Linked DNA regions of Homo sapiens: region 1 is linked to region 2. A link is a contact called in ENCODE Hi-C data. All regions are on one chromosome and are shown on one strand. Each heading gives the region's core, a stretch centred on a gene start or an enhancer-like site at or near the end of the contact. The rest is flanking DNA. Distances are from core to core; before and after follow the strand shown.

Region 1 (7,318 bases), core at 1,082-3,581, 1.6 Mb after region 2:
GTCCTTCTGTGACTAGCTTATTTCACTTAGCATAATGTCTTCAAGTTTTGTCTCTGTTGTTGCATATGACAGCTATTTCTTTCTTTTTAAAGGTTGAATAATAGTCCATTGTATGTATATACCATATTTTCTTTATCTGTTCATCTGCAGATAGAATTTGGGTTGTTCCCACATTTGGCTATTGTGAATAGTGCTGCAATGAACACAAGAGTGCAAATATCTCTTCTATATCCTGATTTCAATTCTTTTGGATAAATTCCCAGAAGTAGAATTGCTGGGTGATATAGTTCTATATTTAATTTGGTGAGGAATCTCCATATTGTTTTCCATAGCAGCTATACCATTTTACATTCCCACTGACAGTGTACAAGGGTTCCAATTCTTCCACATCCTTGCCAACACTTGTTTTCATTTTTTTAATGTCATCCTAACAGGGGTTAGGTGATAGCTCATTGTGGTTTTAATTTGCATTTCCTGGATTAGTGATGTTGAGCATCTTTTCATATACCTGCTGGCCATCTGTACATTTTCTTTGGAGAAATGTCTATTCAAATCCTTTTTTCGTTTTTTAACCAGGTTATGTGTTGTTCTGCTTTTGAGTTATAGAAATTCCTTATATGTATTTTGGATATTATTTATCAGATACATGGCTTGGAAATATTTTCTCCCATTCTGTAGATTGCCTTTTCACTCCATTAATCATTTCCTGTGCTGTGCAGAAGCTTTTTAGTTTGATGTGTCCATGCTCTTCTTATATTACCCCTGCTCAGCCCTGGAGTTGGTCATTTCTCCAAGAAGCCATGACTCCTTAGTGGACAGTGGTACGTGGAAACCAAGATCTAGGTACTAGATGTGTTCTTTGCTATTGGGGCCTCCAATCTTTTTTCATATGCATTTTTTACTTAGTCATAATACCTAGATATTTGCAATTTTAAATCCTGTGTTTTCTACTTTTAAATCTTTTTCATATTCATAAATTTTTAATGGTTGTATAATATTTCCTTCAGTGGAAGTAATATAATAATGGTCTTGGTTTGCTTCATATTTTTCACAATTAAAAAAACAAACCTGGAATAAGCCTTTCTATCTACTGAAAACAGCCTTTTTATATTTAGGATTAAAAAGAAAATTATTTGGTGAAAGGTTATTAGCAATTTAATAACCCTTGATACAAACTGCAAAGCTGCTCTCCAAAAGGAGTGTCCTAATCACAATACAGGAGAATCAGTTTGCTTTATTTTACACTTACTTCTACGAGGTTATTATCATTAAACTTTTAATTTTGCTATTTGAGAATCATATAAGCATTTCTTAGTAGTCATATCTCCTACCAACAAGTACAAGATAATACTGCCTTTGTAGAATGACTTACAGTGTGCTAAGGTCTTTCATTTTCACTTAATCCATACCCTGTGAGTTATTATTTGTGAGGTGGGAACCTAAATTTCAGAAAAGTGGTTTGTTCAAAGTCATACATCTACTAGGTAAAATGTTTAAAAGAAGAATGGACTCTGGCATCAGTTTTGTGAGTCTGAATCTTGTTTCCACAGCTGTGTAACTGCCAAGTTATTTGAATCCTCCAGCCCTCGATTTCCTCATATATAAAATAGGGATAATAGTACTTACCTCATAAGGATATCGTGACTATTAAATGAGTTATTCTATGTAATACATAAAAGCACTTACAGTAGCATCTGCCACATAAGTCCTATCTAAATGTTGGCTGCTGTTATCATTAAGATGGTGGCAAACTACGTGTTTTAAAGGGAACTAAATTTTGTTGTATGTCTACAACAACTGTGTGATCGATGTTTTTACCGGGTTCTCTTATTTAACCTTCTCAATTCTTTGAGACAGGATTTTATGCTTATTTCTGCCTATTTTGCAGCTAAGGAATAGGAAGTTCTGAGCAGTAAAAAGTAGTAGACTCTCAATCTGCAGGTGACTGAAGCTAGGAGAGGTTAAGTCACTCGACGCAGCGGCGAAGGCTGGGACTCGAACCCGGGCCTGACCCCAAAGCCGGCGCTCTAGACTAGGGCTACGACGATTTAAACAGAAACATCTAGAGACCGAGCGGCCGTGTTACGACGGGAAGATTAGGTGTTCCCTGCACCTCTGTCCCAGCACTTTAATGTCGCCGCATTGTCTTTGTCTTTTTTCGAGCAGAGTTTTACAAGTTCCTGGCCCGAAAACCCCCCTGTCCCTCTCCATCCCCACAGCGGACTCCTCAGGTCCTCAGCCCTCACCTGGCCCGGTCGAGCTCCAGACCTGACCATCTCTCGCCGCCTCAGAGAAGCCCAGACCGAGGGAAGTGAAGCCTCACGGTAAAAAGAATTAACCGCCGTGGGCTCCCGGACCTTCTTGGCCCGCCCGCCGAGCTTCCGCTTCCGGAAAGGATCCCGCCGAATGCCGCGCTTCATAGTCTCCGACGCGCCTCCACTCCCTTTCTCCTGCTCCAGGCCCAGCGCCTTGGGCGTACGCAATAGACCCCTCCAAGCTTCCCGGCTTGTCACCCACCGGCAGGGGTTGGGAGAAGCCAATAAACGGCGAACGGGGCGGGGCCAAGGCATGGCTGGGGCGGGGCCGGGGCGGAGCCGCCGAGAAAAGAGTTAAGCGGAGGTTCCAGGACTTGCGGTGGGGAAAACGGGGACGAGGACCCGCCAGCGCCAGAGGATGGGACAGGGGTAGGAGGCGAATAGGTTTCAGAAGGAATTGAGCGCGACTTTTTGGGTTTTCGCTCTTTATTTTTAGTTTGGCATCGTGTGCCTTTTGGAAGATTTTGTTCTTGATATTCTATAAAAATAAGACCTCGGGGTTGTTACCTTTGCGTGTGATGGAAATTGCAGAATTATTCCCTGTGGCCACTGATCTCAGAACGGTGTTCATTAGTTGGGATTTTGGGTTTACTTCCATGCGTACTTGTCTCCTCTTATGTTGAGGTAATTACTTTTGATGAAAAATGACACAACATTCTTAGTATTGGCATGTGCACTCATTTTAATGAGGATTTTAGTCATTGGTTTTTAAGGCATTGAGTTTTGGGTTAATGATTTAAATCAAGTTGAAGAGAGATAACTCAGTTTATTCCATTTCAACTGTCACCCAGGCAGGAGTGCAGTGGCGCAATCTCAGCTCACTGCAACCTCTGCCTCCTGGGTTCCAGCGATTCTCCTGCCTCAGCCTCCTGAAGAGCTGGGATTACAGGTGCGTGCCACCACACGCGGCTAATTTTTGTATTTTTAGTAGAGACAGGGTTTCACCCTGTTGGCCAGGCTGGTCTCACACTCCTGACCTCAGGTGATCCGCCCGCCTTGGCCTCCAAAGTGCTGGAATTACAGTGGTGAGCCACCATGCCCGGCCTCATTTCTTTTTAATGGAGAAAAGAGCTACGCTTTAAAAGTCTGTTACAATTAATGTCAAAGCCCAGGAACTAAAATATGTCCACCAAAATATCACACACTTATCCTGAGTGATTTTAGGAAATGAGTATTTCACAGATTTAGTTTTGAATTAGATCAAACTGTGAAAACCTCTCCTTTCCTTCCCCAGCCCTCACATAACTTCATAACTTGCTGACATATTCACCTGAAATTAAGGGGTTTTTTTTAGTTAAGTTGATATTTTTTGAATTCATATTGATTTTTCTTAATACATGTTTATTTTAGAAAATATAGATAAGCAAAAAGGAAAAGACCACCCATAACCCCATTACCCATGAGTTATCACTTTGAACAGCTTGGTGCATTCCCTTCAAGATTTTTTCCACCTACATATATATGTATAAATGTATTACGACAATATGAAATAATAGGTATTACTGTAACATGCGTGTTTTCTCTTAATATCTAATCAACATTGTTTCTCATTAGTCTACAATTATAAAATGGCTGCCTGGTGTTCCATGATTCACTTCCCTAGTGTTGGGAATGTTATGCCCCCACCCCGTTTCATTTTGTTGTTTGCTATTATAAATAATGTTGCAGTGAGCTGAGATCTGCAAATGAACTAGATAGAGAGTGGAGAGCAGAGTATTCTAAAGATGTGGAGACAGCATGATGTTGAGAAAGAGAAACCCAGAGAGTTCCTTGCTGCTGAAGTATAGACAGTGGGGATGGAAATATATGTAGGGCCAGACTATGCAGTCCTCATAGACTACATGATTTGGCTTATTATCCTAAGGCCATTGGGAATACATAAAAGTTCAAGCAGGGGACACAGTGAACTGACTGGGGTTTTACAAAGATCAATGGCTGTAGTGTAGAGCAGGAATCTGAAATCTACAGTCCCTGGCAAAATTCAGTCTGCCATTCTTGGATGTAGCCTGAGAACAGTTTTTACATTTTCAGGTAGTTTTTTTTAAGTCAAAAGAATTATATTGTGTGATGTGAAAAGTTACCTGAAAATCATCTCAGTGTTACAAAGTTTTATTGGAACACAGTCACGCTAATGTGTTTACACATTATCTGTGCTACAACTGCCAAAGTTGAGTATTTGTGATAGAGACCGTCTAGCCGGCCAAGCCTAAGATATTTACTATCTGGGCCTTTACAGAAGAAGTTTGCTGATCACTAGCATAGAGGGTGCTTGGGGGAAAGGCAAGTATGGGTGTGAGCAAGTTCTCTCCTCCTGCATCCATTCTCTGTCCTCCCCTTGGACTGACATCAGTCAGACATGCCCTCCAGCTTCAGGTTCTGTTTAGTCAATAGAAGAGGGAGAGAATGGGATATTCCTGCTCTCTCAGCACCGTTTGGCTGATGCACTGGCCCTCTGCATCATCAGGGGAGCCCCTGGAGCTCCAGTCCTCTCACACTCTAATAAAACATGTCCTTCCCTTTGTCTTTTCAGTCTTAGGGGTGATAATGGTTTGCTAGTCCCTGGGTGCCTCAACTCCCTTGTTGTTTTCCTTGTCCATTATGTAAACCTTTTTCTGTTTGTTTTGTTTTGTTTTTTGAGACAGAGTCTCGCTCTTTCGCCCAGGCCGGACTGCAGTGGTGCTGTGTAGGCTCACTGCAAGCTCCGCCTCCTGGGTTCACGCCATTCTCCTGCCTCAGCCTCCCGAGTAGCTGGGACTACAGGCGCCTGCCACCACGCCCGGCTAATTTTTTGTATTTTTAATAGAGGCGGGGTTTCACCATGTTAGCCAAGATGGTCTCCATCTCCTGACCTCGTGATCCGCCCGCCTCAGCCTCCCAAAGTGCTGGGATTACAGGTGTGAGCCACCGCGCCCGGCCGTAAACCTTTTAATTGTCCTCAAAAATCTAGATTGTCTTCTGTTCCCTGTGAGGACCAGACTGATAGGAAGTCCAGATGAAATATGTTGGTAGCTGGGAGGGGATGAGGGGACCTAAGGGAGGTGGTGGTGAGGGAAGGTGAAGAGGACATATTTGAGAGATGCATAGGAGGTAAAATGGAGAGCACTTGGTGATAAGAGTTGGAAAGTCAGGCAAGGGGAAGGTATTTGTTGACCCTGGTTTCTGGGTTTTGTATCTTGGCAGGTGGTGGGAGAGATCCACATTTAGGAAGGAAGCTTGTGAATTCATTTCTCTCCAACATTTTATTATGAAAAAAATGCAAACCAGGAAAGTCATTTTTGGATTTATTAAATTAGGGAGTACTTTGGAGTCATCCAAGAAAAGATGTCAAGTTAGCTACTGGATAGTTGAGTCTGGAGCGTGGCAAAGACCTGTGGGCTGCAGATACACCTTTCCGAGTTGCCTGTGGCTTCCGAACTTGTTCTCAAATTACTTCCTCAAGAAAGCCTCTCTATCCTGCCCCTGCAAACTAACTGTGTGCCTCATGCTACTATGTAGTAGCATCGTTTCTCACAATTATAAACTTGTGTTTAGTTATGTAATATCTGTCTTCCTAAGTAGAATTTAATCTCTATGAAAGCAGGGACCTCACCTTGTTCAAAGCAGTATCCCCAGTGCCTAGCACAATCCCTTGCACTTGTAGGAATTTCTTAATTATTTGTTGAATAAACCAATGAATCAGCCATTGTTTGGACTGCTTTGGTGCACTGGGGCTGACAGCTACTTGAATGTCCAAGGCTCAGGATTGTCCAGGACTAGCCCTTTGAGCTTGGTCCGGAGGTTTAGTGCCTCTAGTATCATGGATACACAACTCTGCTTGTCTATCCAGTCTTTCATAATTCAGCACATTGGACCAATGACTTTGCCAATTGGCTCACCTCTGAAGTGTGAAAGTCTCTGTTCAGGTTTGACCATGTTCCAGTTTATAGGAAATGACCAAAGTTGAAAGTATATGAAGATCTAAACTAAAAACACAGATTTATGGCCAGGATCTAAGATTCAAAAAGTAAGAGGCTGTGGATAAGAAGTCACATGTTGGGAGCGTGAGCTCAGTTCTGCTTGGAAAGATCTGAGAGACTGTGCTGTTGTCTTTCCTCAAGCCATTTAGTGCTCTCTGGGGCTATTTTGAACCCAAAGGTTCTTGGCCTTTTGAGATAATATACAACTTTGAGAAATTGCTCAAAGCCTTATAATTTTTTCTTCAGAAAAATGCTAATGAGCACATTTTGGAGACATGATTACATATATAATGTTATCAGAGGCACTCAGGAGCCTCTCCAAGGATTTCAGGTTAAGATTCCTATTCTAACCTAATTCAAAACCAGCCTTCCACATTGGGGTGTCCAGCTCCTTCTGTTGCAGGGCCCTGGTGATCCTGGAAGTAGTTGGTTAACTAGGGATGGTAGGTCCCTGATGGAATAGCATCAAGGAGAGGAAGGGCATGGAGCATAGAGAAAATGGAATTGGGCCATAATCTTTGCATTTCCCACTGAAGCTTATATATCTGCAGTCTTCACTTTAATCAAAATAGCTTAATTTAGGAAAGAAAGAGCCCACTGTTTTTGCTTTATAAAATCCTGATTTTATTGCTTCCTGAAAATTTTTTTAAAGGAGAAATACAAACCATATGTTACAAGGGCCTTCATTTGACAGTTTAACTGGGGTCATGCTAGGACTGTATAGATATTGCTGATTATGATAGGAAAGCCAGTGGGATGGGTCTGACAAGGATCTGTTGGCAGCAAGAATCAAGGGACCCCCTTTGGAATGATCCCATCACAAGGAAGAAATGGTTGGGGACAATGTGTCATGTTTGTGGGTCAGTTGTGAATTTTAATACAGCACAATGACAGTCACTTATTGCCCTGCAGACCCTGAAGACTTCTGCGTGATCCAAAGAGAGAAACATTAATAGTGATTAAAATGTTAAAATTTTGTTTTATTAAAATATCTGTAAGGCAGTGTAGCAGATGCAGGTGGCTTCTTATTGTGAACATCTATGACTT
Region 2 (6,528 bases), core at 2,140-4,639:
AAAACAAGAAGAGATCTGATATATCATGAACCTCTCATTGTAGGCTGACTCTGAAATTATGCAGGCGTTTTTCTTGGAATGCATTTTATGTCTTCTCTGTAATTGGTGGGGTAAAAATCTCATCCTCTTGGAAGGCAATTTAGGTATTGAAGGAGTGCCTATATTTAGTAGTGGGAAGGGGTAGAGAAAACTTTCTGTTGCCCCTACAATTATACTATAGTCTATTCCTAAGATTCATTCTCAGGTAAAGTTATTTTATAATTCTACATATTTTTTAGGGTACATAGGGGTGAGGAGTAGGAAAGGGGCCATTATATAACTAAAATACACTGTACTCCAAAGAATGATATGGAACTCCCTTAACCTTTCCTCTCCTCTCCCTTTGCCTGATGGTACCCAGAAGTAATGTCATTGGTACTTGACATCAAAGTCCCTTTTACATGATGCTCTTTTCAGACAGATCTGGTTCCTCAAACTCTATTTTTACATCAAAGCTCCCACGGTGCTTCCCCCAAACCAGAAACACAAACTTGTCTACAACTGCCAGAGTCCTCTAACACCCAGCATCCCCAGGACAGGAATAGAAAGCAGCCCTGTAAGCATAAAAGAAACCATCATTGATGCTAGAAAATAACCTATTTAGTACCTAATTACAATGTGATTCAAAAATCACTTATGTGTCAATGAATATTCCTAATAGAAATACTAATATTTAAACATGCATGTTGAAGTGCTGGGGGGTGGGTATGATGAAAGAGACACGTATGAGGACAATAATAAGAGACATGACAAGAGGCACTTTGGGATTGGATTTTAAAAGGTCTTATATGCCATGTTAAGAAGTTTATATCTAGTCATATGAACCCAAAACTCAAAAGCATAGCTTAGATTATAAAATTCAGAATATAATAGCATATGCCACAGTATTATGGAGATTAGATTGAAGGGGGAATATAGTAGAGAAAAAAAGTGCCAGAAGATAGGAAGGCCTGTTGCAAAGCTAGTTTCAAAAATGATACGGGCCTAAACAAAGCCACTGGCAGTAGTGATGAATCTTCCTAAAGCACCTCTTCGATCATCTCACCCCTCTGCCCAAAAAGGACTCCCTAACTCACACGTGACACACAAGGCTTTCCACAAATCTGGTTGCAATCTTGTGTAATCCCAATGTGCCCCTGTATGAATAATGTGTTCTAGCAATACTGATTTTCTATTTCCTTTAAATACATAAAACTTTTTTGTCTATTATCCTATTGCCTCTGCCTAGAATACCCCTAGTCCCTGCCTGCCTAAGGCCCAACTCTCTAAATTCTTTCAGCATTTTATTCTTTTTTCTTCCCAATATTTTCTACATTTTATAGCCCTACTTAGATTACGTTCCTTGTTTTATACTCCATCCACTGGGTTTCGCAAGTGCCAGGAGACTAGTAGGTATCTGTTACGGGTTGAATTGTGTGTCCCCAAAATTCATGAATCCCTAATCCCCAACATGACTGTATCTGGAGATAGGGCCTTGAGGTATGTAATAAAGGTTAAACAGAGGTCATAAGGGTGGGCCCTAATCCGATAGAACTGATGTCCCTATAAGAAGAGGAAGAGATAGGCTGGGCGCCATGGCTCACGCCTGTAATCCCAGCATTTCGGAAGGCTGAAAGGGGTGCGGATCACCTGAGGTCTGGAGTTTGGAACCAGCCTGGTCAACATGGTGAAACCCCATCTCTACTAAAAATACAAAAATTAACCGGGCACGGTGGTAGGCGCCTATAATCCCAGCTACTCAGGAGGAGAATCGCTTGAACTCGGGAGGTGGAGGTTGGAGTGAGCCAAGATTGTGCCACTGCACTCCAGCCTGGGGGATAGAGCGAGACTCTGTCTCAAAAAAAAAATAAAAAAAAAAAAAAAAAGAAGAGGAGGAAGAGATAGCAGAGATCCTTCTCCTTCCAGGTGCAGGCACAGAGAAGAGATAGTGACATAGAGAAGACATGGTGAGAAAGCAGCCATTTACAAGCCAGGAAGAGAAGCCTTACTATAACTAATTCTGATGGCACTCTTTTTCCCCCCTTAAATCAAACTGTATAGCCTAGAAACTGATGGCAGCTTAATCTTGGACTTCTAGTCTCCAGAACTGTGAAAAAATAAATCTCTATTGTTTAAGCCACCTAGTCTGTGGTATTTTGTTATGGCAGCCCTAGCGGACTAATACAGTATCTAATAAATTCTTGAATGCATGCTAAAATGGGATTCTAGGCACTCGATTTTAAACACTCTTTTCTGGATTTTATTTCAATTTGGAAATAGGATATTTTACAGAAGTACTAAATCTAATTTTTATAATGAAAAAATAAGAGTTGCAAAAATTTTAAACACTTTAGGCCGGGCGTGGTGACTCACGCCTGTAATCCCAACACTTTGGGAGGACGAGGCAAGAGGATTATTTGGTGAGACACTCTCGCTACAAAATTTCTTTTAAAAAATTACCCGGGCGTGGTGACACGTGCCTGTAGTCCTAGCTACAGGGAGGCTGAGGCAGTATTCAAGAATACCACTACCTTCAAACCGTTCAAAGTACAAAGCTTACTACAGATAGGTCAATTTTTCAGTATCTTGGGTTAGTTAATAATGCAATACATATTTAAGATCATGATTTTGGAATTCAACTTTGTAACTAAACAGAAGCACATTTATGACTGAATTGGAACAGATAACTTTAATGGCAACTTGGTCAAAACCAGATCCCTATTCTTGCATTCAGGTGTTAATAATTAGCCCTAGGTCTCTGATATTTGAACATAAAAAGGCAAAACCTCTAAATATTACATCTTCTCTAATGGGCAATGACACTAGAGCAGGTACTATAATTAATCCTCCCTCCAAGCTTCCATACGTCCTGTCCCACAAAAATAGTAAATTGCACCAAGTATGTTTTATCAACTAAATAGCTCTTCTGCACCTTCTTCTCTCCCACAAAAACTCTACTTACAAAAGTAGGAGAGGAATGGCAGAAGCTGGAAACTGAGTTCAGGGAACTGCTACAAGATTGTTACAATCCTTATCCACGCATCCCGAGCTTTACCACAGCAGATTACCCAGAGCTTCCCAGACAAGGCCGGAGAGCCGCGGAGAGAACTATGACCCCCCTCCTCCCTCCTCCTACAGAGCAGCCTCGCTCCCTAAGGCCAAACCCGCGCCCCCCATGACCTCCAATGGCTCGAGAAAAGAGCTTTGAATTGCCCGCTTTTTCCAAAGCTGGTTCATACTCCCTCGCAAAGCAGGGAATAGGGTCTGGGGACAAAAGGAGGCACATGCCTGCCACATGAGGAAAACCCCATCACCTGGAACTCGGCGAACTCCTCACAGTTCACACCGCCACTGGGCGCCGCCATATTGGACAAACACGAGGACCCCGCTGCAGGCCAATCACCGCGGAGCAAAGGTGACCGCGGAGTCGCCTGACAAAAAATATAGTACGAGGGGAATCCTTAGGAAAGCTGAGTGCAAGGCTTGAGTTCAACGTGGTCCGCATCCACCTCGGAACCTGTCACCCTGCTGTCCCAACCCTTTTAACATGTCCTCCTGGAACTGGGCCAGATACATGGATCAAAGATTGTCAGACCTTGAAGGGACTGTTTACTCCAATCCCATCTTTTCACAAAAGGGAAACAATTTCCTTGTGGTTCCCCTACCAGGTCGTTGAAGGAAATCTAGGCAAGTGAGGCCTTTCTAATACCTCTCACTCCAGTGCCTAACCTCCTCCCCGGACCCTGGAGCAGGGGGGTCTTTGTTAAGAATTTGGGACCACTAAGAAACGTCAAGAAAAAACGGCATTTCTGGCAGTGTGGGTGGGTATGAGTAAAGTGTTTAGGATGGAGATGATCAAATGTTTTTAGAAAATAGGTAAATAGAAAACAAATTGAAAACATACATGTTAATTTCTCAGATTAGCCTGAGGGATGCTCCAACAAGAGATAGGGCCACTGAGCAGAGTCCAATTATGTGTTTTCTGATAAAAGCATATGTTCATTGAAAACACTGGAAGAGCGGCATACTGGAATACTGGTTTATCTGGTGTATTTCGGGAGTTTACAGATCACGAAAGTTGCACATTTCCTTTCTATTTCACACAGGTACTCCCATGGGTACATATCCGCTAGGGCAAGGGCCCACGGCGCCACACTCCACAGGACCATCTCCGAGGCTGGCTCAGGATGCGGCGCCAGGGGCACTAGGCTGGCGCCGCGGGTCTCCAGCGCGTGGCGCACGTCCTACACGCCCCGCACTGGCGCAGGCCTGTACACCGCGTCGCGCACGCCCCGCCCCCCGGCGCCGCCTGCGTCCTTCCCACTCCAACGCTGGGTGACATTGAGCTCACCAGCGCCACCGTCCCCGGCGAAGTTCTGCGCTGGTCGGCGGAGTAGCAAGTGGCCATGGGGAGCCTCAGCGGTCTGCGCCTGGCAGCAGGTGAGACGCCGGTCGGGATATGGGAGGTAGGGGAGCTGGCCCGGCCGCTGCGGGTGGGGGAATCCTGAAGCCTTCCTGGGCCCCGGAGTGGCTCCATTCCATGACGCACTTTCTCGGTTCCTCAGAATCCTACCTACTTAGTAGCCATGTGGGAGGGAACTAGGTGAGCAGCTGCTGATAGGCATTGGAGACTGCCCGTGAATTACCCTCATCTCCATCCACCCAGCTCCCACCAACTTAACTGCCCACGCGCCTACCCTTCTCCCCACCCCCGTCCTCAGCCTCCCCTGAGCTCAGTCTGTAAAGCACCTACTATCCCTAGACCTCCCCTTTACCCATGCATTCAGCTTTCCACCCTAACCTCCCCTATCTATTGCTCTCCTTGAGTCTTCCCTCTTCCCCCTGCTCCTTCCTCTCTGGAGTTTATCCCAGAAAACCTCCAGTCTGAAGTTTCCCCACTCATTAAATGTCTGATTAGGCCAAGGATTTAGGTCTTAGAGATTAATAATAATTGTTTTCTTAAAATGGAGGATACATTACTTTTAAACACTTATACAATTAATTGATTCGAATTTCTTGGAGGAAGTGTGTAATTGAAGGATCTGCAGTTTGTTTTGGTGGTAGACATTTGTGTGATGACTATTTTGGACTTAGGTAATGAAAGCTTAATTCTTTTTTTTTGGGAGAACCAGCAGAGCCTTGGCATAGTAGGGGTTGAGAAATCAGAGGGCTTGCATTTTGACTCTTTTCTGGGTACCAGAGATCTTTTGTTCAATGGCACACACTACATTATTAAAAAGTTGTTAATTAAATTTTTAAAGGAAAAATAGCCCCAAACTTGGCTATTCAAATAATATAAATATATATTGTAATGTAAATGAAGTAATGCAAAAAAAAAGAGTGAATGTTGCATAGTTTCACAAGTTTGATACATAACCTTCCCCACCTCAAGATTATCCTTTACACAGCTTATCTAGTGTTCCGGTAGAGAATGGACTGGAAAACATGTCTCAAACTAGAGAGTATTATTATATTTACTTCCTTTAAAAGCAAACACTTCTTCCACTAAAATCCTCAATACTATGATTTCATTGATTTTGTCAGTTTTGTTGAACTAATTCACCTAAAATATCTTCTGTACATCCTATTAACATTATGAAGCTTTTCAACAAGGCAAGTGAAAGGATCATTGCTCTGTAAAAAAGTTAAAATGGACTGCATGAAAAGAACTTTGACATCTTGGAACTACTTTGACATCTTTGAACTAATACTGAGTATATTGTAAGTAGTTCATCTTCTTGCTTTGAGAATATATTTATGCATCTTGCATAAATATATTTTTGCATCTCTGCAAACTTCTGATGTGTAAAAACTTCACTATTGACCACTTAACCAAAGCAGAATTCCTTGAGTGATTTAAGAACAATTTATTTTACTTCAGATATAAAATTTTTAATAGCACACTAAGGATGTTATATGAGCAGCTCTCTCCATATGATCTTCCACGAATGTCTGATGCTTTGTGAGCAACTCCGCAACAACCTACTACCTTTCACCCACTTCATAGCTAAATACTTTCATATACATTATTTTGTTGGATGGATTTCTCATAGCAGCCCTCTCAGGTAAGTCTTATTCCTCCCACACTTTATAAATGAAGAAACATAGGTCAGAGATGACTTGTCCAGGATCTCTTTGCCAAAAAATGTTAGAGCCAGGAGAGGGTACCCTTTAATTCTGGAATTTTTGTGCTTTTTGCTGTTGTTCAAGCTGTTCATTCAGGGGCTGTGCGTGTGTGAATTTGTCATGACTAATTGGATCTCATTAATCTGAAATGGAAGAGTCATGAAATGCAGATTTAGTTCTGAAATGAAAGTACACCTTCATGTGCAAATGGCTTTTCAAGAAAGAAGACTGCTTTAATAAGCAGCCTTAGCCAAAGGAATGAAAGATCAAATAGAAATGTAGGCTCAATGTGGTGGCTCACACCTGCTATCCCAGCACTTTGGGAGGCTGATACTGGAGGATTGCTTGAGACCAGGAGTTTGAGACCAGCCTGGCTAACTTAGC

The links. Hi-C counts contacts between places; a loop is a spot of excess contacts on that map. Pooled maps may share reads with other maps.
Region 1: a map of CD8-positive, alpha-beta T cell shows a loop between it and region 2 (6-fold over the local background). The contact joins the promoter of CCDC14 here to the promoter of MIX23 in region 2. A Hi-C loop is called at or near these places in 2 of 168 maps with a recorded cell type or tissue (CD8-positive, alpha-beta T cell and naive thymus-derived CD4-positive, alpha-beta T cell) and 4 of 50 pooled maps.

Annotation. Positions count from the first base shown.
Region 1 is chr3:123,958,898-123,966,215 of GRCh38, forward strand. It overlaps CCDC14 (coiled-coil domain containing 14), which reads right to left and starts at 2,332. Exons shown (of 13, transcript NM_001366335.1): 1 at 2,247-2,332. The coding sequence starts at 2,276. RefSeq lists a silencer at 2,340-2,650.
Region 2 is chr3:122,379,842-122,386,369 of GRCh38, forward strand. MIX23 (mitochondrial matrix import factor 23) reads right to left here and starts at 3,390. Exons shown (of 5, transcript NM_001017928.4): 1 at 3,333-3,390. The coding sequence starts at 3,383. It overlaps FAM162A (family with sequence similarity 162 member A), which reads left to right and starts at 4,341. Exons shown (of 5, transcript NM_014367.4): 1 at 4,341-4,458. The coding sequence starts at 4,425. RefSeq lists enhancers at 4,152-4,652, 4,476-4,525 and a silencer at 4,236-4,385.